Regions from separate parts of the Homo sapiens genome. Here region 2 is linked to region 1. Evidence: chromatin loops called from intact Hi-C (ENCODE). Cell type or tissue: B cell. All regions are shown on one strand. Links, peaks and the distances in the headings refer to the core of each region. The heading gives the core; the rest is flanking DNA.

Region 1 (14,574 bases), core at 7,174-9,673:
CTGTTCTGCTTCTCTTTTAATTATAAATTCTGTCTTTAAATCGTTTTTCTCTCATTTTGCTGTACATAGCCAAAAGTAGTCATGTGGCATCTCAAACATTTTGCTGCTTAGATATTTTTTCTGCTATATATGCTAGTTTATGACTCTTAAATTCTGCCTTCCACTAAGTCCTAGGACATGAACACGATTCTGCCAAATCTTTGCACGCATATAACAAAGGTGGCTTTTATTCCAGTTTCCAATACCTTATTTCTCATTTCCATCGGAGACCTCATCAAAATGGCCTTTACCATCCATATTTCTGATCATGGGATTAGAAACAAAGCTAAGGAGCCTAAATCTCCTTAGGGATTACTTAAGTGGTCATGATCAGAACCACTTGGCAATTACATTTTTAACACATGAAATCAGAACTGATCATGGCCACTTAAGTAATCCCTAAGGAGGTTTAGGCTCTCCCTATAGCACTTGTCTTCTTCTGAGGCCTCACACAAAATCACCCTTAACCCTCTATTTATGGCTTTACAGGCTTTTTCTAGCCTGCTCCTCCATATTCTTTCAACCTCTACCCATTACCCAGTTCCAAAGCCACTTCCACATTTTCAGGCATTATAGCAACAACCCCATTCTTGGCACCAATCTTCTTAGTCCATTTCGCGCTACTATAACAATATTTGAGACTGGGTAATTTGTAAAGAACAGAGATTTTAGGCTAGGCGCAGTGGCTCACACATGTAATCCCAGCGCTTTGGTAGGCCAAGGCGGGAGGATTGCTTGAGGTCAGGAGTTCAAGACTAGCCTGGCCAACATGGTGAAACTGCATCTCTACTAAAAATACAAAAATTAGCTGGGCATCCTGGTGGCAGGCCCCTGTAGTCCCAGCTACTTGGGAGGCTGAGGCACAAAAATCACTTGAAACCGGGAGGCAGAGGTTGCAGCAAGCCTAGATCATGCCACTGCACTCCAGCCTGGGTGACAGAGCAAGACTCTGTCTCAAAAAAAAAAAGGAACAGAGATTTTATTTTATTTCTTATCATTCTGGAGGCTGGGCTGTCCAAGATCATGTGGCTACATCTGGTGAGAGCCTTCTTGCTGCATCATCCCATGGTGGAAGGCAAAAGGGCAAGAGAGCATGTGCACGTGACAAAGAGAGAAGGGAAGTGGGTAGAACTCATCCTTTTATCAGGAACCCGTTTCTGTGATAACCAACCCACTCCTGTGATAACAGCATTAATCCATTTATGAGGGAAGAGTCCTCATAACCTCATTACCTCTTAAAGGTCCCACCTGTCAACACTGTTGCATTGGGGATTAAGTTTTTAACACATGAACTTTAGGGGACACATTCAAACCATAGCAGACCATAACTTTTAAATTCACTAATGTGAATTTGTAGTGGTCAACATCCATGCCCACTTCTGATCAAGTCATAAGTGGTTTGATTTATTTTATGGTCCTTTGATTCATTTATGGTCATTTTAATCTTGACTTGGCAAATCCACTGGTGCTGAGCATAGATCTTCTACATCAAGTTATTGTGTTTCTTGGTAAAAGCTCAAACAAAGGAAATGAAGTAAATAACAATTGGTAGTTTTGACACAGATATAAACTTCTATTGTGGCCTGCCAGTTTTTGATCTTGGAAAGCATGTTGTTGAAGGTAAGACACATTCCATGGAGATTGCTCACACACAACCCAATGTTTGACCTAATGCCCTCAGTAATTAGCTTGAATGTATGAAATGTAGCTGCATGATTCTACAGGTCAGCAGAGCTGACCTCAAAAACACAAGCTTTGGGGTCATCAGATAACATTTTGGTTTCTCAGAAGCATCAGGTGCAGTTACTAGTGTTGAGTATGGCTGGTGCTTTCACACCATACCCACCTTTCTTAAGAAATGGAACAACTGCTTATTCGTGCCTTCCTTTTCCACCTCCCTTTTATAATTCTCTTGTTCTTGTCATGGCCAGGCAGAGACTAAGGTTTTGTGCTTGAAATAGCTGCGTGATCTTTTCTATCTTTTGGTAGTCACCATCAACAGGAAATTGCTAGCCTAAGTAAGTTGCAGCAAATGGTCAAAGAGTATTTTTTAGTGGGTTAAAACTCGTTTCTCGACAAATATTCAGAATTTGGATAATTTGTAGTGTTTGAATTTTGTGCTTCAAAGGGAGGATTCTTTTTTAAATGTAGCATCTCTTTCTTTTCTTTCAATCAAATATGAAATTTCTTGTAACAAATGCAGGCCAGGTGCGGTGGCTCATGCCTGTAATACCAGCACTTTGGGAAGCTGAGGTGGGAGGATTGCTTGAGCCCAGGAGTTTGAGACCAACCTGGGCAACGTGACGAAACCCTGTCTCTACCAAAAATACAAAAATTAGCCGGGCATGGTGGCGCGTGCCTGTGATCCCAGCTATTCAGGAGGCTGAGGTGGGAGGATTGCTTGAGCCTGGGAGGTTGAGGCTGCAGTGAGCCATGATCACCTCACTGCACTCCAGCCTGGGTGACAGAGTGAGACCCTGTTTCCAAAATAAATAAATAAATAAATGCTCACAAATTGAATGCAACAGAAAATTTTCATTTTGTGTATCTTAAAATAATGATGAAGCTTTTCCCCTAAGTGAATGCAGACATTGCTCTACTTACCCTAATAAGTCTTCTTTAGTATTCAAATTGCAACACCAAGTAAACATCACCCAGGGAACCATACTTGACTTCACATTTCCTAAGTTGAAGTTTTGCTTCGAATCCATAAACTCTGTCAGTAGTCTTCACGCTATTCTTTAGTGTCTTTAACATTTTTTATGTAACTTTATTCGTGTGCAAAAAAAGCCATTTGTTGAAGCCAGTAAACATAAAATCTGTGCCTGAGCTCAGAAGTTCGAAATCAGCCTGGGCAACATGGTAAAACCCCGTCTCTACTAAAAATACAAAAAAAAGAAAAATTAGCTGGGCATGGCAGTGTGCGCCTGTAGTCCCAGCTACTTGGGAGGCAGAGGCAGGAGAATCGCTTGAACCCAGGAGGCGGAGGTTGCAGTGAGCTGAGATTGCACTACTGCACTCCAGCCTGGGCAACAGCGAGACTCAAAAAAAAAAAATCTGAAAAATGAGAAGCATTCACAAAGAAATGTTGCCATGTTTCTTTTACCTCATTATTATTATTATTACTATTATTTTTACCAAATCTCTACACATTTGGGTTTAAAACAACACGGAAGGGTGTACTGATCCCAGTTCCTTACAGAAAGCTGAAAGGCAGGTGGGAAATGTCTTGGATTTAATTACATTCATCTGGCATAATTTACTGTGGAAATGAGACCTATAGACAAACTTACAGGTGAGGGCTCCTCAGTAAATGAATCTCAGAGTTTTCCAAACAAACTGCTGTTGTAAACAGCAGCATCTGTCCACAGACTTATGGAGTTTCCACAGTATTTCAAAGTATTCATGTATCACTTTGAATATTTCAAACTTAGTTTATGTTGGTGCTTCTTGTACTTCTCTTCAAGTTTCTAACTAGTACTGTAAACTATGCAATGTCAACACCCATAGATGCATGGGTAGAAAATGAAAACCTTTCTGATTGAACATCTAAGTTAGTGTCATCTCAATGCCCTTTGACCTGTCACCAGTGTATCTCCTAACAGCAATAATTGAACATGGCCCCTTTCCTATTCCCTTTACCTCATTGGTCTTAAAAATAGTGTACACAATTTCCCTGCACACCGCTAACCTGTGAGATTCTACTGGGAGGGGCATCTTAGCTTTACTTGTTAATCATACAACCCTGTCACTAGCCGGTTGAGCTCCAGCTAAAAATATTCTAACCCATCTCATAAAAGATCCCAGTTTCTCAATTTGCACTGCCAGATGCTTTAAAAATTCCAAATCTTTCTATTGAAGGGGTCAGCAGACCTCTGTGAGTTCTGAAAACTGATTTTTCTCTGCATTCTTAAGAAAGCAACACTCTGGCGGGGCGCGGTGGCTCACGCCTGTAATCCCAGCACTTTGGGAGGTCGAGGCGGGCGGATCACGAGGTCAGGAGATCAAGACCATCCTGGCTAACACAGTGAAACCCCGTCTCTACTAAAATACAAAAAATTAGCCGGGCATGGTGGCAGGTGCCTGTAGTCCCAGCTACTCGGGAGGCTGAGGCAGGAGAATGGCGTGAACCTGGGAGGCAGAGCTTGCAGTGAGCCGAGATCGTGCCACTGCACTCCCGCCTGGGCGACAGAGCGAGACTCCATCTCAAAAAAAAAAAAAAAAAGAAAGCAGCACTCTGAAACAAAGTCATAAAGCAACTCAATTAAACTATTGTTGGGCTTCATTCATTTATTGACAAATATTTTTATGTAAAAACAAAAGATAGTAAGTATGAAATCCCACCAGGAATCAGATTTGGTTAATTTTTAGTATCAAATACCAATCACAAGTAAATCAATCAATAAACCAAGAAATGATAAAAATGATATTGTCGTAATATTTTTAAAAGAGTCTTGACCTTTTAGGAGTAGATACTGAAATACTTAAGGATGAAATGATATAACAGATATGCTTCAGAATACTGGGAGTGAGGGAAGTGGGTAGGGTTATAGGCAGAATGAGACTAGCTATGAGTTGGTAATTGGTAAGTCTGGGCAATGGATCCACTGAGATTCATTACAGTATTCTCTTTACTTTTTAATGTTTGAAATACTCTATAATAAAACTTTTTTATAAAAAAGTAACAATCAGAAAAATAAAATAATACTGTTCTCTTTAGAAACACCTAATACTATACTATATAATAGTCCACATAGCAACAATCATACAATGCTTCTATTTTTTCTCTGTTTCTTGGTGATAAGACAGCCCTCCTATTTTTGTAGAAGAAAGAAACTTGAGGAAAAATAAGAAGAAAATCAAATTAAAAGAAAAATAGGCGGGGTGCAATAGTTCATGCCTGTAATCCCAAGACTTTGGGAGGCTGAGGCAGGAGGACTTCTTGAGCCCAAGAATTTGAGACTAGCCTGGGCAACATAGTGAGACTGCATCTCTACCAAAAAAAAACCTTAAAAAATTAGCCAGGCATGGTGGCACATCCCTGTAGTCCCAGCTACTCTGAAGGCTGAGGTAGGAGGATTGCTTGAGCCTAGGAGGTTGAGGTTCATGCCACTGCACTCCAGCCTGGGTAACAGAGCGAGACCCTGTATAAATAAATAAATAAATAAATAAATATTTTTCATAAATGAAGGCTAGGCGTGATGGCTCAGGCTTGTAATCCCAGCATCTTCGGGGCCTGAGGCAGAAGGATTGTTCGAGCTCAGGAGTTTGAGGCTGCAGTGAGCTATGATTACACCACCGCACTCCAGCCTGGGTGACTGAGCGAGACCTTGTCTCTTTTTTTTTTTTTTTTTTTTTGAGACAGAGTCTCACTCTGTCACCCAAGCTGGAGTGCAGTGGCATGATCTCAGCTCACTCACTGCAATCTCCACCTCTCAGGTTCAAGCGAGTCTCCTGCCTCAGCCTCCGGAGTAGCTGGGATTACAGGCATGCACCACTACGCCCAGCTAATTTTTGTATTTTTACTAGAGACAGGGTTTCACCATGTTAGCCGGGCTGGTCTCCAACTCCTGGCCTCAAGTGATCATCCCGCCTCAGCCTCCCACAGTGTTAGGATTACAGGCGTGAGCCACCGTGCCCAGCCGACCTTTTCTCTTAAAAAAAAAAAAAAACAGAAAAGAAAACAAAAACAAACATTGTCCACATAGGTATAGGCCAAACTCCAAAACCTCACTGATGATAAACTAGCAAAGTAATAATCATACTATCTGGAATGTTTCAACGGGAAGTGATGAAAACAGTTACCACCTCTCTTTGCACATGGTTGCTCTGGAGCCATTCTTGCTCTAGCCCTCTGCTGTGGTAGGAGCCTACCAGCTGGGCAGCTCTGCTCGTTTGTCCACTTACAAGTGCAAGAGTTAGCTGGTCTCTGCACATGAGCAGGTTTGGCTCCAGCGGTATACCTGTTGCAGGATGTGTATGTCAGTTAAGTGTATCTGTGTGTGAGCAAGTTTATATGTGTACACATGTTTGCCCATGTGTACTTGTCTTTGTGTGTGTCTGTATATGTACAATATGCAATTTTTATCTTTGTGTTTGTTTGCGTATTGCTAAAGTGTATGAGTGTGCCTTTGTGTGTGTGTGTTGGAGCTGTTATAAGTCTGTTCATGGGTGGGAGTGTATATGTGAATGGGTGTGTGTGTGTACATATACCAGGATATACATATTTGTGTTGGTGAGCACACCTAATCTATGTGAGAGAGTTTGAATCTGTCTCTTTGTGTTAGAGCATGTGTGTGTATATGTGGGCAGTTTTTTACTTGCCTGCTTTTTTCTGGGTGCATATATATCTATAGGTCTCTGAGGGGGATTCTATGTACTATACCTGTGTGTGTATGTGTGTGTGTATACACACACATGGTAGGGTTCAAGTGCGTGTCAGCCTGCTGGCATATGTAAGTAACTTTGAGTGTTAATATCGTGACAGTGTTTATCTATGTGACAATATTAATATACAACTTTGTGTATATCTGTGTTGTGTCTGAATATGTGGGAGGATTTGAATCATCAGCTATATTGGGTCAATGAGTATATATATGTCTGTGTGAATGAAAGTATATGTGGGTAAGTTTGCTTGTGTGTACCTATCTGTCAGTGTTTGAGATCTCGTTCATCCATGTGTGTGTTAGGGGAGTTACAAAGGTGGTTTTGTGGACCATTGCATGTGTGTGAGTGTGTATCTGAGTGTGTCTGTGTATGTGAACAATTCTCAGCCCTCTCATATCCAGTGCCCTCTTGTACATAACAGATATTTTGTAACACCCCTTTACTGTCTGGAAATGAAGTTCTTAGGAATATAATCTCTCTGCATATGTAATTTTTTTTTGAGATGGAGTTTCACTCTTGTTACCCAGGCTGGAGTGCAATGGCACTATCTCGGCTCACTGCAACCTCCACCTTCTGGGTTCAAGTGATTCTCCTGCCTCAGCCTCCCGAGTAGCTGGGATTACAGGTTCGTGCCACCACGCCCAGCTAATTTTGTATTTTTAGTAGAGACAGAGTTTCACCATGTTGGCCAGGCTGGTCTCAAACCCCTGACCTCAGGCGATCCACCCGCCTCAGTCTTCCAAAGTGCTGGGATTACTGGTGTGAGCCACCACGCCTGGCCCTCTGCACATGTAATTTAAAAAGAAAATCCATATTTTATACAATATCCATTTTGTATTAACTATAATACAAATAAGAAATAAAAGAAAAATGATTTATAAGAAAACGATTTGTATTTCAATATGTAAATGCTTGGGCATGACACTCCCCAGGAGATTCAAGGAAGTGATTAGAGGCTCCCAATGTCTTTTTTTTTTTTTTTTAGATGGAGTTTCGCTCTTGTTGTCCAGGCTGGAGTGCAATGGCGCAATCTCAGCTCACCACAACCTCCACCTCCCGGGTTCAAGTGATTCTCCTGCCTCAGCCTCCCCAGTAGCTGGGATTACAGGCATGTGCCACCACGCCCTGTTAATTTTGTATTTTTTTATTTTTAGTGGAGACGGGGTTTCTCCATGTTGGTCAGGCTGGTCTCGAACTCCGTGCCTCAGGTGATCCGCCCACCTCCGCTTCTGAAAGTGCTGGGATTACAGGCGTGAGCCACTGTGCCCGGCCCCCAATGTCTTATACTGGGTAACTATGGATTTAGGAGAAGGGGAAACATCAGAGGCAGGACGTGCAGGAAAATGACAGGCACAGGCCTTGGAGGTGAGATTTTCTAAAATAGTCAACAACTCTAAGGAAAGCTCATCCCAAACCAAAGTGCAGCCTCCTCTTTACTTACATGACAGCCACGTTCCTGGATAATTCGGGGTATGTTAAAATCAAGAGAAAAAAAATGGTGTTTATCTGTGAAATAGATTCTAAGTTCACTTACTTAAAAGTCCAAAGTCCTAGAGGATGCGGGACATGTTGGCTGCGTGGGACTCTCCCCCATATTACTGGATGGCCAACATCCTCCCCGACTCCTAAATGTCAGAAGGACACCCTACACCCCAGCACTGTGGCCATCAAAAATGCTCCTACACAAATTTCCAAAATGTCCCCTAGAGGGCAGTAACGCCTTTGTTGAGGACGAAGCGCTGGCGCTCGGAGAGGGTACACTGTGTACCTGTGTGAACACGGCAGAGTACAAGATGTACCTCTGCCTCCGTGTGCGTGTGTGCATATGTGTGTGAGTGCGTGTGCGTATGTGTGAGTGTGTGTGTGTATGTGTGTTGCATGCGTGCGCACGCGTTCCTCATGCAAGAGCGGGTTGCTGTCTGAGGGTGTCCACAGCAGTAGACCGTTTATGGGGGGATGGGGTGTGCACGTGTCTGGGCTCGAGCAGGTGTGCGTGTGTTCTGTGTTTGCACGCGTCTTGAGCCTCAGCTGGGCCCGGGCTGCAGCTGCCAGTCTGCGGAGGAAAACCCTCTCCTCACTTGTTTGTAAAATGTCCCGAGCTTTCCCAGGGTTGTGTTTGTTTGCTGCTATTGTTTGGGGGGGATGTGGGGGGTTTTGTTTTATCTTTAGCTTTTGTTTTCACTGAGACTCAGGGCTACGCATTATCCACCTTCTCGGTCTTAGCGTGGCTCTCCGTGTCTCCCTCTCTATCTCCATCTTTATTTCTGTCTCTCTCTCTATCTCTCTCCAGCTACCCTCTCTTATCTCTGCCCCACCCCACCCCGTCTCTATTTTTCTTTCTTTCCTGGCGTTAGCCCTCTCCCTCTCCCTGCTCTCCTTTTCTCTCTCTTGCTCTCTCTCTCTCTCTCTCTCTCTATTTCTCTCCCTTCTCTGTCTGGCATGCTGGTTTCTGTGTGTGCCTCTGTCTCTTTTTTCTCACTCTCATTTTCACCCTTCTTCCCCTTTTTGTCTCTCTCTTCCTCTCTGTATGTAAGGATCTCTCTCCCCTTTCTCTGTTTCTCTCTCTGTCTCTTTCTCCCTCCTGTGTCTCCGTCTGTCTCTGTCACACACACCTCTCTCTCCTTCTCTCTCTCTGTGTCTCTCTGGCCTCTCTCTTACATTCAGTCTCTGTCTGTCTCTATCCCTTTCCCTCTGCCTCCCCTCAAGGTAAAGGAGAGAGAAAGAGAAAGAGAGAGAGAGAAAGAGAGTAAGTGTGTGTGTGTTTACATTCACCCAGCTGCGGGCTGTTCCACAGTCTGAGGGGGCTGTCAGGCCTTGAAGGGCTGAAAGGGAGCCCACCAACCCCATTTCTGCTCAGCCCCTGCCCTAGCACTTTCTAAGTACTAGTTTGGCCTCCTGTCATGGGCTCTGAGATTTCAGGGTGCCATTAAAAAGCCTGGCTCGGGCGCAGTGGCTCATACCTGTAATCCCAACAATTTGGGAGGCCAAGGCGGGCGAATCATTTGAGGTTACAAGTTGGAGACCAGCCTGGCTAGCATCACAAAACCCTGTCTCTACTAAAAATACAAAAATTAGCCGGGTGTGGTGGTGCGTGTGCTTGTAATTCCGGCTACTCGGGAGGCTGAGGCACAAGAATCACTTGAATCCGGTAGCCGGAGGTTGCAGTGAGCTGAGATTCTGCCACTGCACTCCAGCCTGGGCAACAGAGGGAGACTGTCTAAAAAAAAAAAAAAAAGGCCGGGCACCAGGTGGCTGTGGCAGGCCAGGCTGGATTGAGCTGGAAAACCATGCAGAGGGGAGACTTTTCCTGGGAGGGAGGGAGTAGGAAGACATCCACTCAAGTTCCACCCCCTAATCCCAGCCCAGCCCCAACAATCATCCTGAGTTTCCCCAGTTTCTGCCCAATTGCCTCACTGCCTTCCCTCTGGGACCTGTGCTGTTACCTGGTCACATCCCCACACTCCCGGAGCTCTCCTCTTTCCTGCAGCTTTGCTGCGCTGCTCTCACCACCAGATGTACCCCCCAGGCTGCTGTTGTAGCTAATCCTGCCTGGATGTCTCCAGGGCACCCTCTCTGACCCACAGCCCCAGCCCATTTAATCCCTCAATCAATTCATTTGATATATTGTCACTGAGAGCCTACCATGATGTGCTATGTAGTGTTCTTTCAGAGGAGAGTCAGTGAGTCTTTAACTCCTGCCTTTGTGGAGCTTTCATTCTGACAGGACAAGGCAGGCAATAAACTAAAATTTAAAAGTAAATTATATATATAAAATTATATATATATAATTTTTATATATTTAAAAAATTTTATATATATAAAAAAGTTTGTATATATAATTTTATATATATAAATTTATATATTTTATATATAATTATATATATATTTATATTTATTTATATATATATAAATATATATTTATATATAAATATAAATATATATTTATGTATATTTATATATAAATATATATTTATATTTATATATAAATATACATAAATATATATTATACATAAATATATATTTATATATAAATATATAAATATAAATATATATTTATAAATATATAAATATACATGTATATTTATTTATATATAAATATATAAATATACATTTATATAAATATATATAAATATACATGTATATTTATTCATATAGAAATATATATAAATATACATGTATATTTATTCATATAGAAATATATATAAATATACATTTATATTTATTCATATAGAAATATATATAAATATACATTTATATTTATTCATATATAAATATACATTTACATATAAATATATATAAATATACATTCATATATATTTATATATAAATGTATATTTATATATATTTATATATATTTATATTTATTTATAAATAAATATATAAATATATATAAATATATATTTATATTTATATATAAATAACTATATAGATTTATATATATTTATTTATAAATAACTATAAATATAGATTTATATATATTTATTTATAAATAACTATAAATATAGATTTATATATATTTATTTATAAATAACTATAAATATAGATTTATATATATTTATTTATAAATAACTATAAATATAGATTTATATATATTTATTTATAAATAACTATAAATATAGATTTATATATATTTATTTATAAATAACTATAAATATAGATTTATATATATTTATTTATAAATATTATAAATAAATATATAAATATATATTTATATTTATTTATTTGTATTTATATATAAATATAATTATATATAAATATATATAATTTATATATAAATTTTTATATTATAAAATTATATATATATAAATATATAGTGTGTTAGAAGAGAGAAATTCTAGGAGGCAAAATAGGGAGAGTGGCATGGAGGGGGCATTATCTGTCACCTGGATTGCTGCAGGGGCCTCTGAGTAGTCTCCCTACTTTTAATACACCCCACATGACCCCTGCTCTTCACAACGGCAAGCGGGATTCTGTTCCATCCTAGATCATACCACATCTGGCCTCTGCTCAGAATCCTCCCGTGACTCCCATCTCATTCAGAGGAAAAAGTTCTCGCCACGGCCTCCCTGATCTGACCTCACCACCTTTCTGACCTCACCTGCCACCACATTCCCCTGACTCACTGTGTTCCACCCACAGTGGCTTCCTTGCTCTTCCTCAAATATGCCATGTAGAGTCCCACCTCAGGGCCTTTGCTCTGGCCGTTCCCCCTGCCTGGACTTCTCTTCCCCGAGATATCCGCATGACTCACTCTCTCACCTCCCTTAGGTCTGTGCTCAGATGACACTTCCTCCGTGAAGCCTCCCCTGTCCACCTCATCTAAAACTGCAGCATCTTCCCCACCCCTAGCACTTCCTATCTTCCTTCCCTCCTTTATGTTTATTCTTAGGAACTTGTCATCATCTGACATACTATACTTCACCCGTGTCTCTTCTTTGTTATCTAGAATGTCGGTTCCACAAGGGCCGGGATCTTTATCTGTGTAGTTCACAGCTGTATCCCCAATACCTAGAACAGTGCCTGGCACACAGATGCTTGATAAATATTTTTTCAGTGTATGAATGAATATGCACAAGCATCCCTACATGTTTATATTCACACATACTTGCCTCCTCACCTAAAATAAAAACCAAAGTCCTCATCGTGGCCCACAACCCTACACAATCTGGCCCCAAGGCATCTCTGCGACTTCACCTTCCACCACTGTCTCCCTTGCTCTCACCGTTCCTGCCTCACTCGTCTTCCTGCTGTTCCTCAAGCACACTAAACACATTCCTCATCATGAATAAAGAAATCTATTAAGTGAGTGGTACCAGCATTTTAAGAACACATGAAAGAGAATAAAAATGAATGGGGTACATTGCATACAGGTTCAGTACTGTTTTGTGAAACTTTTGGTTGAGCTGTGTGTGTGCGTGCATGTATGTGTAGCGGGTTGTGATGTAAAATGTATTTTTTTACTGTGGGTGGCAGTAAAAAAAAGTCTGAACACAACCTTAGAGCTTTGCAAAAGGGGAGAAGAGCTGCACCAACATCCCTGCCCCACAGATCCACCAGTGGAGGAAACAGGTAACCAAAGACATCCAAAGAAATGCAGCATCCTCACCTGACAAGGAGCGGGTAGGAGCAGGAGTGGCCCAGGGGCAGGGCCTGGCACCAGCCAGGGCATAATTGGGGAGGGCTCGTAGACACACTAACCCTACCCTTTCTGTTTCTTCCTCATCTTTCCTTTCCATCTGTTTCTCATGGTCTCCTGTCTGTCTCTCTCTCTCTCCCCTCTTTCTCTCTCCTCGCTCTTTCTCATCCCCTCCATTTCTGTGTCAATCTCAATCCATTTATATCGGTGGCCACTTTTCTATCTCTTTGTTCTATCTCTCTCTCTCTCTCTTTCCCACTTTGTCTCTGCACGCCTGTTGTGTTTTTCTGCCTGTCTCTCTCTTGCCCTCATCTCTCTGTCTCTCTCTTGCCCTCATCTCTCTGTCTCTCTGTGTCTGTGTCTCCCCCGCTCATTCCCATTTGCAGGTGCAATGTAGCAGGACAACTCATGGAGCCCCCCCGGGCCCATCGAGTACCGGACTGGCTGACCCCCTAGGGTTGGCAGTAGCCCCTGACCCTCAGTATGGCCAACACTACCGGAGAGCCTGAGGAGGTGAGCGGCGCTCTGTCCCCACCGTCCGCATCAGCTTATGTGAAGCTGGTACTGCTGGGACTGATTATGTGCGTGAGCCTGGCGGGTAACGCCATCTTGTCCCTGCTGGTGCTCAAGGAGCGTGCCCTGCACAAGGCTCCTTACTACTTCCTGCTGGACCTGTGCCTGGCCGATGGCATACGCTCTGCCGTCTGCTTCCCCTTTGTGCTGGCTTCTGTGCGCCACGGCTCTTCATGGACCTTCAGTGCACTCAGCTGCAAGATTGTGGCCTTTATGGCCGTGCTCTTTTGCTTCCATGCGGCCTTCATGCTGTTCTGCATCAGCGTCACCCGCTACATGGCCATCGCCCACCACCGCTTCTACGCCAAGCGCATGACACTCTGGACATGCGCGGCTGTCATCTGCATGGCCTGGACCCTGTCTGTGGCCATGGCCTTCCCACCTGTCTTTGACGTGGGCACCTACAAGTTTATTCGGGAGGAGGACCAGTGCATCTTTGAGCATCGCTACTTCAAGGCCAATGACACGCTGGGCTTCATGCTTATGTTGGCTGTGCTCATGGCAGCTACCCATGCTGTCTACGGCAAGCTGCTCCTCTTCGAGTATCGTCACCGCAAGATGAAGCCAGTGCAGATGGTGCCAGCCATCAGCCAGAACTGGACATTCCATGGTCCCGGGGCCACCGGCCAGGCTGCTGCCAACTGGATCGCCGGCTTTGGCCGTGGGCCCATGCCACCAACCCTGCTGGGTATCCGGCAGAATGGGCATGCAGCCAGCCGGCGGCTACTGGGCATGGACGAGGTCAAGGGTGAAAAGCAGCTGGGCCGCATGTTCTACGCGATCACACTGCTCTTTCTGCTCCTCTGGTCACCCTACATCGTGGCCTGCTACTGGCGAGTGTTTGTGAAAGCCTGTGCTGTGCCCCACCGCTACCTGGCCACTGCTGTTTGGATGAGCTTCGCCCAGGCTGCCGTCAACCCAATTGTCTGCTTCCTGCTCAACAAGGACCTCAAGAAGTGCCTGAGGACTCACGCCCCCTGCTGGGGCACAGGAGGTGCCCCGGCTCCCAGAGAACCCTACTGTGTCATGTGAAGCAGGCTGGTAGGCAGACAGGCAGAGAGAAGGTCATGGCCACCGTGATGGGGCCAACAGCAAGGGAGGGGTAGGGGCCCATACAGGAGTCCTCCTTTCTGAGCTCCAGCCCCAGCCCCTCGAACCACCTGTAATCTAGGCACCTTTGCCAACACCTCCCAAGGATGGAGGACTGGGCGAGGGACTGGGAAAGAGGCATATTTAGTTTTGTGGGGCCTGTCTCCGCTGCCTCCTTCTCCACTTCTACAATCTCATTCTCTCTCTCTCTCTCTCTGTCTCTCTCTCTCTCTCTCTCTCTCTCTCAGAAGTGACAATTCAGAAAAAGAAAAGAACACTGAGAATGCAGGTTTTTCTACTAACAGCTGAGGAGACAGGCTTTCTTACTTTAATGTCTCTCCTTCTGACAC
Region 2 (14,574 bases), core at 11,166-13,665, 250 kb after region 1:
GAACTTCTGGGCTCAAGTAATCTTCTGCTCTCAGTCTCCCGAGTAGCTAAGACTACAGGCATACACCACCACGCCCAGCTAATTTTTTCATTTTTTGTAGAGATGGGGTCTTGCTATGTTGCCCAGGCTGGTCTCAAACTCCTGGCCTCAAGCAATCCTGCCTTGGCCTCCCAAAGTGCTGGGAGTACAGACATGAGCCACCATGCCCAGCCATAAAGTTACTATTTAGTTGCACCTACAGTGGTCCACAGTTGTACCTACTACTTTGCACAGTCTTCATAACTGTTGTGCAAAGTAGTTCTTCTCATTGTATGGATGCAGTCACTGAGGTACGGAGGAGCAATGTGACTTACCCAGACTCACACAGCTAATAAGTAGTAGAGCCGAGATTCAAGTCTAGGTTTGTCTGATTCCAAAACCAATGCTTTTAACTGCTACAGCTGCTGCTTCCTTCTGTCATCCCAGAGCCAAGTGGCACTTCATCTCCCATTCCAGCCTGCAAGCTTGGCCCCTCTCCCTCATCTGTCTCCTGTCTCCCCACCACACAGTGCAGCCCAAAGCCCCCCACCCCATGAACACTCAAGGAGCGCTTCTAGAAGAGACAATCATTCAAGGACGGAAAGGGGGAACACCAAAAAAGGAAGGTGCGGTTAGGCACAGGTATTGTAGCACAGATCAGCTGGGTACTACAATGACAGAGAGAGAGAAGAAGCAAAGGAAAACAGAACTAGCTCTCTAGCCCTGCCTTCTCTCCTCTCTCTGCTGGAGGCAGAGAGATAGAGGTTCAGCCATGATGGGAAAGAGTGGGCGGAAGGGGGAGCAGCTAGCACAGCCTGCTGTTGCAGAAGCCTCAGCTCAGCCTCCAAGCCCCCCCGAGTGCTTGGGGCCCATCTCTGGCCCACTTGCTCCCACCGCCTGGACAAAGAGGCTGGGCTGCCCTCCAAGCACCCAGCCAATCCCGGCAAAGCCCAGCTTACAGCAGACGGAGAGCCTCTCAAGCCACAGAGAGGGCACCCAGAGAGGTGGAGGGGCTGGCCCAGGGGTCCAGAGGGAGGCAGGGGCAGGGCTGGGATCAGAACCCAGGTGTCCGGTTCCTCGGCTGAGGGCTCGCTTGACTCCATGGTCTAGGCAGCAGAGGTTGAGGAAAGGGGTGCTCTGGAGGCCAATGGAGGAATGCTTATGATAAGGGCTGGGGCCAGAAGCAACACAGCTTGGATGACCCCAAATGAGGTCATCCAGGCTTGGCTATGTGGGGGGCCTACTAATAGTTTCCAGTTTCAGTCTGGGTTGAAAAAGCAAAACAACCATTTTTTAAAGTAGCTTTCGCCTTAGTTTCCACCTCAAGGGCATAAATGTTTATCTCCTCTCTCTCCCAGGACCCCACCATAATGAAAGTGAAGGAATAAAATAAAGTATGAACTCATAACAGGGAGGAGGATGGGAGAGGGTGAGATCAGTGGGTGAGAGATTTCAACAAATTTCTGGAAGCAAAAAAACAAACAGCAGGGTGTTCACAGTTGAGGAAGATCCAGGAACACCACTTAGGGGCTTGCAGCTGAGGAGGGAGACAGTCAGGCCAGCAGAGGCCCAGAGAGACTCCAGACTTGGAGATGGTAGCTGCAAGAGAGGGTAGGAGGAACCACGGCACTGGACACAGGGATAAATGGAAGGTAAGTATATGACATCCTTCCTTCCCTGCCACCCCAACCCCCAGACCTAGAACACAGGCCGCCTGGCATTCACCCGTAGGCAAAGTATCAGAGGGCTGCTTGCTAAAGGAATTAAACTATCTAGGATGAGTCAAGACACCTAGTGGCATGTTGGTGCCCCCAAAATAAAGTGCTATTCATTCTGGCCTTTGGGGATTATAACAACCAACTCCCTGCCAGCTCGCCAAAATGAAGCCAGTGAGTGGACAAGCAAGCCTGGATACATAGGCAGCTCACCACTCAGTCAGACTTTCTTTTTTTTTCTTTTTCTTTTTCTTTCTTTCTTTCTTTTTTTTTTTTTTTTTTTGTAGAGACAGGGTTTCATCATGTTATCATATTGCCCAGGCTGGTCTCGAACTTCTGGGCTCAAGCGATCCTCCCGCCTCAGCCTCCCAAAGTGCTGGGATTACAGGCATGAGCCACCACGCCTGGCTCAGTCAGACTTTCTATTAACTTATTCACATACCATAAAATAGAAAGTATGAGAGAAAAGGTAAGCAGCCTACAGGATCAACAGCCTACAGGAAGTTCAACACCCAACTAAGAGACATTCCCAAACAAGAAAACAGAGCAAATTAAGGGAAGGGAATGATCAAAGAAATAACATAAGGAGAGGGCCAGGTATGGTGGCTCACGCCTGTAATCCCAGCACTTTGGGAGGCCAAGGTGGGCAGGTCACTTGAGGTCAGGGGTTCGAGACTAACCTGGCCAACATGGTGAAACCCCATCTCTACTAAAAATACAAATTAGCCAGGCGTGGCAGTGCACACCTGTAATCCCAGCTATTCGGGAGGCTGAGGCAGGAGAATCACTTGAATCCAGCAGGTGGAGGTTGAGCCACTGCACTCCACCCTATGCAACAGAGTGAGGCCCTGTCTAAAAAAAAAAAAAAAAAAAGGCCGGGCACGGCGGCTCATGCCTATAATCCCAGCACTTTGGGAGGCTGAGGTGAGTGGATCACCTGAGGTCAGGAGTTCAAAACTCCATCTCTACTGAAAATACAAACATTAGCCGGGCATAGTGGTGGGCACCTGTAGTCCCAGCTACTAGAGAGGCTGAGATGGGAGAATCGCTTGAACCCGGGAGGCAGAGGTTGCAGTGAGCCAAGATCACGCCACCGCACTCCAGCCTAGGCGACAGAGCGAGACTCCATCTCAAAAAAAAAAAAAAAAAAAAAAAAGAAGAGACTTAGTCCTTCAAACTGAAAGGGCTGCTTGAGTACTATTCAGGGTGAATAAAAAACAGACCTTGTTCTGAATGCTGGTTACCTAGGTGTTTGGTTTGTAAAAAGTGACTATATCACTTGTGATATGGTCATATCACTTCTGATATGAGCACTTTTCTGTATTCATATTATATTTCGGTATGAAGTTTTAAAACAATCCTGGGAGTACAAAGGTTGTGTAACTGTGAGTAATGAGGTATAATTACAGTACACTATTTGGCCCTGCGATGACTAATAGTGACATAGTCATAATCACATAAACAGTGTACTGCCAGGTAATTTTTATAATCAATCTCTCTAGATAAAGCATTGAAAACATAATTATTTTTACAGAATAGAATGCAAATGTAATCTACATTGCTAGATACACAAGTACAGAACATAGAGACTGGGAGGTGGAAGAGGGGAAGGAGAGATGGAGGGAAGGATGGCACTAATAACTATGTCTTACAAAGTACGTGGTCAAGAGATGCTGTGGAAAACTGATGAAATAAGAAGTCAGTTTAAAATAGTACTTAATAAAGTTACAAAGGTAACTAATAGAGGAGCCCACACAATAATAAAACTCTCAAAATCTGGGAGGGGCCGGGCGCAGTGGCTCACCCCTGCAATCCCAGCACTCTGGAAGACCGAAGGATGAGGATCACTTGAGCCTAGGAGCTCGAGACCTAACTGGGCAACATAGCGAGACCCCGTCTCTAAAAAAAAAAAATAAATAAAACTTTGCCAGGTGTAGTGGCATGCACCTGTGGTCCTAACTACTCAGGAGACTGAGGCAGGAAGATTGCCTGAGTTCAGGAGTTTGAGGTCATAGTGAGCTGTGATCACACCATTGTACTCCAGCCTGGACCACTGAGCAAGACCCTGTCTCAAAAAAAAAAAAAAAAAAAAGTGGGAAGGAGTGTTGAGAAAGAGTCAGCTGTTGTAAATAAGCTAAATTATTTTGTCATGGTAGGAAAAAGTCAAGATAATGTTTAAAGTTGATAAATAGGAAATACCCATTCAAGCACGTTATTTAGAGATATGAAGTTACCGCCAGAAGAACTAAATGGGAAAAGTGGTTGCATCTGGGGCTGAGAAGCAGGGGATAGGAAGACGTCAGTTTTTTACTACATGAGTCCTTATGTACTACTTTGCCTTTTGAAAATTGTGCATGTGCATTGCTTTGATTTAGTTTGTCAAAACAAGCCCTTCTCTTTCTTTAGAACTCTGGCTTCCACACTGTAAATATGAAATGGGCAGGCTGATGATTCTGGGTGACATGAGGTCCTGTTCTCCAATATCTATGCTTCTTTTGAGAACAGGAGGTAAGAGAGGCGGGTGACGGGTTGGCCCCTCCTAACTAACCCCTTGGTTCCTCACAGCCATCCACACAGATACTGTCTTGGCTGCCCCAGCCTGCTCCACCTCTGGTCCTCTTCAAATCCCACCATCGCCAGTCCAGCCTCTTCAGCCTTACTTTCATTCAACTATTTACACCCATTAGTTATTTATACCTGCTTGAGTCACAAAGGATTTGAGGGTGCTTACTCCAAGAACACAGAATAGAAATTGAACTCGAAAATAAGTCCAAAAAAGAAATCAACAAAGATGCTAGAGCTATGCTTCAAATTAACTGGTGGCTGAGGCAAAAAGGAAGATACAATGAGCTATGACAGCCTCACATTAGGAAGGAAGAAATATACCAGTTTTCAGGGGAAGCAAAGCTTTGATTCGTTAAGTCATTGTCCATGGGAGATTTCATGAAAGAGAAGAAAAATGACTATTTACGGAGCACCTACAGTATCAGGGAATGCCATCGAAATTATCTATTTACGGAGCACCTACAGTATCAGGGAATGCCATCGAAATTACCTTGGCTAACCTTGAGAAATATGCCAGGCATGGTGGCTCACGCTTATAATCCCTGCACTTTAGGGGGCCGAAGTGGGAGGATTGCTTGAGCCTAAGAGTTCAAGACCAGCCCAGGCAACAGAGGGAGACTCTGTCTCTACAAAAAAAATTAGCCGGTCATGGTAGTGCATGTCTGTGGTCCAAGCAACTTGGGAGGCTGAGGTAGGAGGATCACTTGAACCCAGGATGTCGAGGCTGCAGTGAGCTGTGATCGCACCACTGTTCTCCAGCCTGGCTGATAGAAAGAGACCCTGTCTCAAAACAAGCAAGCAAGCAAACAAACAAACAAAAAACTTGAGAAATAGGCATAATAGGCATTGTTATCCCATTTTACAGAAAAACTAAAATTCAGAAAAGGTAAAATGACCTAGCTGAGGCCATCCTGCGGGTTGGGGTGGAACATAGATTCAAATCCAGGTCTGTCTGTCTCCAAAGCTCGTTCTTTATGTATCATATCATCGAGCCTCAAAACAAAGACACCCGGGGTAGAGCTGCCCAGCCCAAGGTAATGGGGATATACTAAAGACAGACACAGGTCCACCCTCTTCCATGAAAACAGAAAAACAGGGATGAGAGACCTGGCTGTCAGGCCAGAAACTGCCTCTGAGCTGCCTCAGTTACAGTAAATGAAGCCACGTAAGACAAAAAACAGCAGAAAGAAGGCTGGGCCTGAGCTAGGGGGAGAAAGAGAACAGCACATTTAAGAAAAGATGCACTGGGCGCAGTGGCTCACACCTGTAATCCCAACATTTTGGGAGGCCGAGGTGGGCGGATCACCTGAGGTCGGGAGTTCGAGACTAGCCTGACCAACATGGAGAAACCCTGTCTCTACTAAAAATACAAAATTAGCTGGGTGTGGTGGTGCATGCCTGTAATCCCAGCTACTCGGGAGGCTGAGGCAGGAGAATCCCTTGAACCCAGGAGGCGGAGGTTGCAGTGAGCCGAGATCGCGCCATTGCACTCCAGCCTGGGTGACAGAACGAGAGACTCCATCTCAAAAAAAAAAAAAAGAAAAGAAAAGAAAAGATGCTCTGAATGCTGGCATTCATACTAGGGTGACTCTTCTAATCAGCGTTCTCTTTTCTGCTCACACCCTGACTGGCCTTATACAAGTCCTTTCTCTCTCTGGGCCTCAGTCTTTTCATCTGTAAAATGAATAGCTTCAGTTGGATGATTTGTCAGAGTCCTTCCAACTTGTGATTTCTTGATTTCTATGCTGGTATTATTAAAACCCTACTGGTCATGAACGCTGCCACTCCTCTGAGCTTCCAGAGCAGGCTGCGCTCCCCTCCATCATCATCTTTCTCCCCACATAGGTTATCTCTACTCCCACTGCCCAAGCACAGGCCTGATCATCTCTCATCTAGACTGCTGTACCAGCCTCCTCCCTGGATACCCTCCAATCTATCTTCCAAACTGCCCTCTAGGGGGATCTCTCCAAAACGTGGCTCTTGACATGTTCTCCCACACCACAATAAGCACCTCTCCCCCAGTTTAAAATGCTACTTGGCCAGGCATGGTGGCTCATGCCTGTAATCCTAGTACTTTGGGAGGCCAGGGCAGGTGGCTCACCTGAGGTCAGGAGTTTGAGACCAGCCTGGCCAATATGGCAAAACCCTGTCTCTACTAAAAATACAAAAATTAGCCAGGCATAGTGGCACACGCCTGTAATCCCAGCTACTCGGGAGGCTGAGGCAGGAGAATTGCTTGAACCTGGGGCGGGGAAGAGGCTGCAGTGAGCTGAGATCACGCCACTTCACTCCAGCCTGGGCGAAAGAGCAAAACTCCGTCTCAAAAAAATAAAAACAAAAACAACACAAAAACAAAACAGCAGAAAGCTCCTGACGCTGCTAGTGAAGTGTCCTCAAGATGTGAGCCGGCCAACCCTCCAGACTCCCCTGCGAGTCTCTCTGTTTGTGCTCTAGTTTGTACTGAACTCATAAAAAAACAAAACAAACAAACAAAAAACCTCCCCATACACATATCCTGCTGGGCCCATACCTCTGTGTGTTTGCTCATGCTGGCCCCTCTGCCTTAACCTCCCTTTTGCCCCCAATTCCCACCAACCCACATGCTGTCCTTCTTCACCTAGCTAACTCAAACTCATCCTCCAAGCCTCAGCTCAGGTATCACCTCCTCCAGTAAGCCTTCCCTGACAGTCCAGGGTGATGTCTCTCCTTTGAGCACCTGTGGCCCCCTGTGCTCCCCTCTGGCATGACACACTGGATAGCACACTGCAATCGTCTATTTCCACCACCACCTTCTCCACCCAATTATGAGCACCTTGAAGCCAGGAACTATATACTAATCATAGAATTCTCTGCCTGTGATGGCACAAGGCATGGCACATCCTGGCATGCAATGTTCACTGGACTGACCTCTCTCTCTGAAATGTGGTGAGCTGCCACATGGTTTCTCCTCCTGTCCTCCCACAGCACAGAGCTTTACAGAGTTATTATTAATAATAATGGCTATCGCTGAGTAAACACATACTGTGTGCTCAGCGCTTCACCTACGTCATCTTATTTAATTTTCACAACCATCACAATGAGATGGGTTGTTTATGAATTGGCTGGCATATCAGATATACAGTTGTGAGAGATGCCTCTCAGATTTATAAGAAAATGTGGGGGAAGAGCCAAGTTAGGTACTTTTCATCACAGATATAATGACAATAATTCTAAAGTGGTTATATGAAGGAAAATATTGGTTTTATTCAGGTGAATGCAGTATGCTGTATCCTGGAATCCAGCAGGAAATCACAGGGCCTGGATATGCAGTCCTATCACTCCTTTAAAAAGGTATAAAAATCACATCGCTCCAACGAAATGCACTAGTGAAACATTAGTGAAATGGTACCTATTAGGTGATGATAGTGATACATTTACATCTAAAATGTTGGAGGAATAATCCTGATCAGCCGTGTAGCTCTGGCTTGTCATCTTTGTTTTGAAAGGGATGCGATGCATCGGTCTTTGCATTGTTGTGTGTTTGCCACATTCCGCCTCTAGGGGGCAGGGCAGTCTCATGTATTATTTTCCATTCTCAGCTTTCCAGCCTGATCAGGACCTTGATGTACGGTATGCCAGGCAGCCAGGAAATTTTCTGATACAATTTTTTTGAGGGAGGTAGGGGGCTGGCAACATGAATCTCATGCATCAGAAAATACAGTTTTATTCCTATTTACTACTTGAGAAAACTGAGGCTCTGAAAGTGAAGTGATTTGCCTAGAGTTACACAAAGTCCTTCCATGGCACCACACTTTCTCTGAATGCTAAGGTCCCAGAGAGCTTCAGCTACTAAGCACTGGGGAATGGGCTTCCCCGTGTAAATGCTTCCAACAGGCAGGCTTGGAGAGAAACCAAATACCATGAGGAAGTTATAGTAACTGGCAAATTATGTTGCCCTAAACGAGCTTCCCCAAAAGAGGAAGTAAGTCACTTACTAAGCATTCTTCCCCATGACCAATGTTTATGATCCTGCCAGGGAACACTGCAGTGAGTGAGGCAGAGGGGCCAAGTCTTATGTCAACCCTGAGATACCATGTCCAGCTCAGGGTCTGAGCTCAAGAAAGGTTTGATGGATAAATAAGCAACTTCCCACTGGGCTGAGTGAACTGCACACAGGTCCTGTGCAGGCCTCTTTGCTCCTTTCAGAACAGAAGACTTGGCATCGAGGGTCAGGACCACAGCCTGACATGGCAGGGAGAGATAATGATCAGCAGATTGGTCTAAATGTCTCCAAAGTCTCGTCCAAGTCTGCTACCTTGACATTCTATGAATCGGAAGGCTGGTGAGCGTGAGAAGAGACAGCAAAGGCCAAAATGGCTCCAGGGAGCATGAGAAAAAAGCCACAGAAAAGCCAAAAGAATTTATTTTTCCTTAGGGATGGGATCTCAATTTGTTGCCCAGGCTGGAGTGCAGTGGCACAATCATAGTTCACTGTAACCTCAACCTCCCTGGCACAAGTGATCCTCCCGCCTTGACCTCCCAAAGTGCTGGGAGCTACTGTGCCTACCCCAAGAGAATTCTGAAGTTGTCATTTCTTACTACAGGAGTCCTGGAAGGAAGAAAAAATTAGGTACCTTTGGCTATTAGTTCAGCAGGACTCAATCAGACATTCATTTATCTACTCAGTATTTATTAAGCAGCTACTATGTGCTGTGCTATGTGTTTCCAAGCTTTTAGCTCCTTCACTCATGCCCACAGCACCTAACACAGAACCTGACACACAAAATGCACTCAGTATATGTCAGTTAAATGTAAATCTGAAGGGGGTCTCAGTCTAACAGAGGGGACATGAGATGTAAACAACCATGAAGGAATAAAAAGGGGCAATGTGCTCATTGAGAGGGTCAAGGATAGACCAAACATCAGAGACACCAGCAAACAGACATAGGAGAGGTAACAGCTGAGTCCAGCCTGGGAACTGGGTACAGCAGCCCAAGAGAAGGGAACAACATGAGCAAAGACCTAGAGGCTAGCAGAAGGCCTGAGTGGGCTAACCAGGGGGGCACACGGGTCAGCCTGGCTGGAGCATAGTCTGTACAAAGACGAGAGGAAAAAGGCAAACTGGGGACAGATCCTAAGAAGACCATGCAGGGCAGGCGGAGGAGTTCTCAGGCCAAAGAGAGAGTGAAACTACTGGAGCTGGACTGCAGAACATGGTCTGGCTGCACCTCATCAGAGGCTTGATGGAGAGAGAGCAGGAGGGGCAATCTACTAGGAGACCATGGCCAAAATTCAGGGGGTGATGGTGAGAGGGAGCCTGCCTAGAGCAGGGGTCCTGGGAGCTCTGTTGGAGGAAGCTAGAGCCACATACCTGGAGTAGCTCTGATGTCTTTAAAGCCCACCTGCGGGAGGCAGCGGTGTACCATAGGTTTGGAAGCCAGACAGTTCTGGGCTCCATCTGCCTGAATAACCTCGGGCAGGTCACTGTACCTCTCTGATCCTTGTTTCCTTGTCTGAAAAAATGAAGATAATAGGCTGGGCGCAGTGGCTCATGCCTGTAATCCCAGCACTTTGGGAGGCAGAGGTGGGCGGATCACCTGAGGTCAGGAGTTCGAGACCAGCCTGACCAACATGGTGAAACCCCGTCTCTACTAAAAATACAAAAATTAGTCGGGGGTGGTGGCACGTGTTTGTAATCCCAGCTACTCGGGAAGCTGAGGCATGAGAATTGCTTGAGCCCAGGAGGTGGAGGTTGCAGTGAGTCAAGAGTGTGCCATTGCACTTCAGTCTGGGCAACAAGAGTGAAACTCATAAAACAAACAAACAAACGAACACACCCATCTGACAGGGGCTCTGTGCAAATGAGGTAAGAAGTAGTGCTCCAGGGTGGGTTAGAACACTGCGGACCCTGAAGCCCAACTCCCTGGGCTCCTCCAGCTCCTTCACAGTTCTGCCACTTATTCATTGAGTGATCCTGGGTATGCTATCCAACCTTTCTGGGCCTCAGTTTCCTCATCTGTAAAATGGAGTTAATAACAATATCTACACGAGAGGATTCATGTGGAGATTGAATGAATTAATACATGGAAAGCGCTTAGAACAAATAGTGCTTAGCACACAGTAAGAGCAGTGAAAAAATGTTAGCTATTATTACATAAAGTCACATAGCGTGGGGCCTGGCAGAAGGCTGAGACTCACTCGGTACACGTGTGGCCTCTTCCCCATGCTCCAGGCCTTTACTCTGCGCCCAGCAAATTCAGAGACCTTGGTAGGCAGGGGTGGGACAGATGAGGAAAGGGCAGGCAGCAAGTCTGGTCTGACGTCTTCCTCCCAGCTGCCACCTCCATGAAGGGACCACTCACATTCCTTCCATACCCCTCATCCCTCACCCACCGCCCAGGTACTCAAACAGCAGCCTGGCCTGGCCTGATCCCTCCTTCCTCTGAGAACTTCCACTCCTCACCATTCTTGCCACTCATTTTGTCCTGAGTGTTGCCTCTATGGCATGGCTAGGCCTGCAACCCTGTCTCCCTGGATGGAGGGGAGCAGGGGTTCTGCAAGCGCTAAGAGTGCAGTGTTTGCTCAGCCTCGTGGCCCCTCCTGCGCTGTGCACACAGCCAAGAAATGTTTGTAGATGATAACAACCCCATTCTTGCCCCAGATCTAGATAGAGAAGCAAGACTCTCATTCTCATTAAATTCAACATTACCATTTCCTCCCACACGAAGATAATGCTCACAACACAGTGGGAGGGAAGATAAATGGTTTTCCCTCCTGGGAAGGAGAGACACCCCCTGGGAAAAGTACCCAAGACCCCAAAGGAGAGACTTCCCTGAGCCTCTCCCTGGGCTCACTGTCTCACGTGCTGTCTCTCAGTGGCCTTAGCCCCTGCGGGGAGCATGCTGACATCCCACTGCAAGCAGACGACAGCATGTGGTAGACCATACACTGCCCTAGCTGTCAAGAATACCACGTTGGGCCGGGCGTGGTGGCTCAGCACTTTGGGACGCCAAGGAGGGAGGACCGCTTGAGCCCAGGAGTTTGAGACCAGTCTGGGCAACACAGAGAGACCCCGTCTCTGCTTAAAAGAATTGGGCGGATAGCAACTAGAAGGGCCAGCCTGGTGTTCCTTTTTTGCAATTATTGCTCACTGCAGCCTCAAACTCCTGAACTCACTTGAGTAAGCTATGTTCGCAACACTGCACTCCAGCCTGAGCAGCAGAGCAAGACCCCTGTCCCAAAAACAAACCAAAACCAAAAAAAAAAAAAAAAGAAAAAGAAAAAAAACACCACCAGGCCAGCCCCTCTAGTTGCTATCTCCAAGTGTAAGCCAGCTTGCAGGGTGGATGGGGGTGGGGGTAAAGGAAGGAGAGTTGCCACCATACCAGCTTCAGCCCACCACCGCCTACAGCAGAGCCGGAGCTGGGCCCATGCAAAGAGCGTGGGAAACGCAGCTCTTCAGCGTGGAGCAACTCAGCAGGGGCCCCTAGCACTCCTATATATCACTCTAGGTGGCAGGACTGCAAGGGGGCCAAGCCAAGATCAACAACAAAAGCAGAGCTATTCTCTAATCAACCAGGCTTGGGGGGGTATGTGGACAATTCCAGGTAAAAAGACCTGAGCATTAGTCAGGACCAACGACTAAAAAGCAAGCAAACAAAACCTTCGCGTACAGAGGACCCAGGACCAAAAGGAGACAGGGACGCATCTCACTCTATCTGCACTAGAAAGGCCACACCCTGAGCACAGCAGAAGGGATACTGGCATCCTGGAACCTGTCCAGAGGGGACGGTGCAGGAGGATATGGGAATCCTGGGTGGATGACATGGATGGGGGTGGACATGACAGCTGATGTCCAATGCAGTAGAGGGAAAGTTCACAGGATTGGGAGTCTGTCTTATGAGTAATGTAAGCTCTGGTGGGCTTCACTTCTCTGATCCCCCAGTTTCTTCTGCTGTAAAATGTGGATCGTGGTGACAGAAGCACGGGATCATTGGGAGGACTAAAGAAAGTCCCTAGGCACAGCGGGGCCCCCCCAACAAGCTGCAGCTCGGCCCAGGCACCACTCTCCCCTCTTCCTCCACCAGGGGGAGCCTGGGGACCAAGAGAGCCCAGCCTGTACCCGCTCTACCTAGCCTCCCCCAATGCTGCAGCCTCTGCTGCTAAACTCCCACCCTGCCTGCCCTCGCTTCCAGCGGCTTCTCACCCACTCCTTACAAACCCAGAACAGACCTAGCAGGGGAGTCGCTTGCAGCAGCAGCAGTGACAGCAATGGCTACTGCATCAACAGGCCCTCCTGATGCCAGGCCAGGAGGGAGAGTGGAAAGGAGGGAGACAGAGCCTTCTTCCCTGCCGCTGTCAACTCCCCACTCATCCCAGACTCATCTCCTCCTGCTCAAATCCTCTAGAGACCTAAGGCTCTCCTGGCCTCTCCTAGCTCAGTGCCAGGCCAGGTCCTGAGGCTAAGAGACTCCTGTGGGTTGGAGAGCTCTAGAGAAAAAAATACCAGGCCTTGGAGACAGGAAGACTTGGGTTCTAGTCCCAGCTCCATTAGCAACTAGTAGGGTAACCTTGAGTGAGGTCCCTTCATCTTGGAGCCTCAGTTTCCCCATCTCTAAAATGCAGTTGCCAACACTCACTGCAGAAGGCTTGTTGTGAAGTCAAAAAGAGGTAATAATGGGTGTGCAAATAGTTAATATATGGTCAGGAGAGAAACTTAAAGTACTACCTAAACCCCTTTATTAATCCAGTAGGAAATGCAAAGCAAGGAAACGCAACAAGCAACCTGGGGGGGTTCACAAAAAGAGGGAAGGACCAAGAGGTAGGCCTGCACGGATAGCAGAAACATGGAGCTCAGGAGCAAACAGGCAACCAGTCAGCCAAGAGATTCAGACCAATGTCTGCAGGGTGGAGAGCCAGAGTCATGGAATCCCATAACTGGGGACGACCCAGGTCATTTCACTGGGCTTTCTACCTGATTCAGGAATCATGCTTCCTCCAGTTCTCCCAGACTCCCACCCGAGCTCCGCTGAGAGCTCCAGGTCCATCCAGCTCCCACCTCCACCTCTCGAGGCAGTCCACTGCACCACCAGAATGCCAGGTTGGAAAGTTCTTCCTAATCTATCTCAAATGTTCCCACTGTTTCGGGTTCTGCTCACTGAAGCCACACATAATGAGTCCGCTCCCTCTGTCACAGGCCTGACCCCTCTAGAAAAGTCTTCTGCAGCCAGGCTCGACCATACCCCATGCAGTCTTCCTCTGCCCCCGGCCCACCATGACCCTCCCTGAATGGACCTTGGTCTACCTCTGTCCCTCTTCCAGTGTGGCGCCCCAAGGCACACAGTCGGTCCTCCCGGACTGAGCTCGCAGCAGCCCTGCCTGGGCAGGAAAGCCCATTTCCTTTGCCCCCAGACTCCTCAGGGGCAGTCCACACTAAAATTCAGCTTAGGGTGTGCTGCAGTGGAGCCCAGCCGAGCCCTCAAGCTACAGCTGCTGCTCCTGGGGCCCAGCCATCTCAACCCAGCACCCCAGCCTGCTGCCTCACCACGGGGGAGTTGCAGAGAGCTGTCTCCCGGCAGATTTCCTGAGGCAGAAGGTTTCCCCACCCCCAGCCCAGCCTCCAAGAGACACTCCACTGGTTGTGGCACATGGTAGGACCAGCTGAGCAGTGAGAGGAGGGGGAAGCCTGTCCATTCGCTACAGGACTTCAGACTTGCTCTGTAGTGTGGCTGGATTAAACATAGAACCATCAAATCTGAGCTGGAGGGGTACTTCAAGATCATCCAAGGCAGACCTTGCCATTTAAAAAGATACGGGGGAACTGATGGCCTAAGAGAGAAAGAGACTCAGTCAAGGTCACAAAGCCAATCTGCAGCAGAGCTGGAAGGGGAACTCAGGTCTCCCAACTCCCAGCTCAGTGTTCCTTCGAATACGGCAGAAAAGAAATAAGGGAGCCTTTAGGGCAGCCTTGGGAGTCTGCACGCCCTTGACTCTCTCAGCCTGATACATGTAACCCAATCAGCTCACCATGGTATCTACACAGAAAAAGTGGACCCAGCCCATGTCCCACCAACCCAAGAGATAGTGCCAAGGTGTCCCAAATAGACACACAGACCCCAGTGCAGGAACTGGAACCGATCCAGCAGAGGGGCAATCTAGACTTCCCTTCCCGGTAGGGCTCTTTAAATGGGTGTTGTTTTTCTTGAAGGGTGGAGAGGGGGTGGACTTTGAGGAACTAGCCAAGGGCTTGGCCTCCATCTTTGCTCCCCCATCTTTGCTCCCCCCGGCCAGAATGTGC

The links. A loop is a pair of places that touch in the nucleus more often than their neighbours do. Peaks named below come from ENCODE experiments on the same cell type or tissue, not always from the same donor. Only the 100,000 strongest peaks of a DNase experiment are listed, where the experiment ranks them.
Region 2: a loop joins it to region 1, with 5 times the contacts of the local background. A loop is called at or near these places in 3 of 110 quality-filtered maps.

Annotation. Positions count from the first base shown.
Region 1 is chrX:53,063,577-53,078,150 of GRCh38, forward strand. GPR173 (G protein-coupled receptor 173) reads left to right here. Exons shown (of 2, transcript NM_018969.6): 2 at 12,949-14,574. The coding sequence starts at 13,046. The coding sequence ends at 14,167. Among named protein-coding and RNA genes, the nearest start is that of TSPYL2, 12 kb to the right of the region's middle. RefSeq lists enhancers at 7,909-8,410, 14,014-14,073. In B cell, for the core only: a CTCF peak has its summit at 8,120 (motif pointing right); DNase peaks (open chromatin) are centred at 8,305 and 8,985; H3K4me3 peaks cover 1,193 bases; H3K27ac peaks cover 1,308 bases.
Region 2 is chrX:53,305,299-53,319,872 of GRCh38, forward strand. The region is part of intron 1 of IQSEC2 (IQ motif and Sec7 domain ArfGEF 2); the gene reads right to left. Among named protein-coding and RNA genes, the nearest start is that of IQSEC2, 8.8 kb to the right of the region's middle. RefSeq lists silencers at 12,288-12,337, 12,348-12,447. In B cell, for the core only: CTCF peaks have their summits at 12,349 (motif pointing right) and 12,550; a DNase peak (open chromatin) is centred at 12,373; H3K27me3 peaks cover 1,283 bases.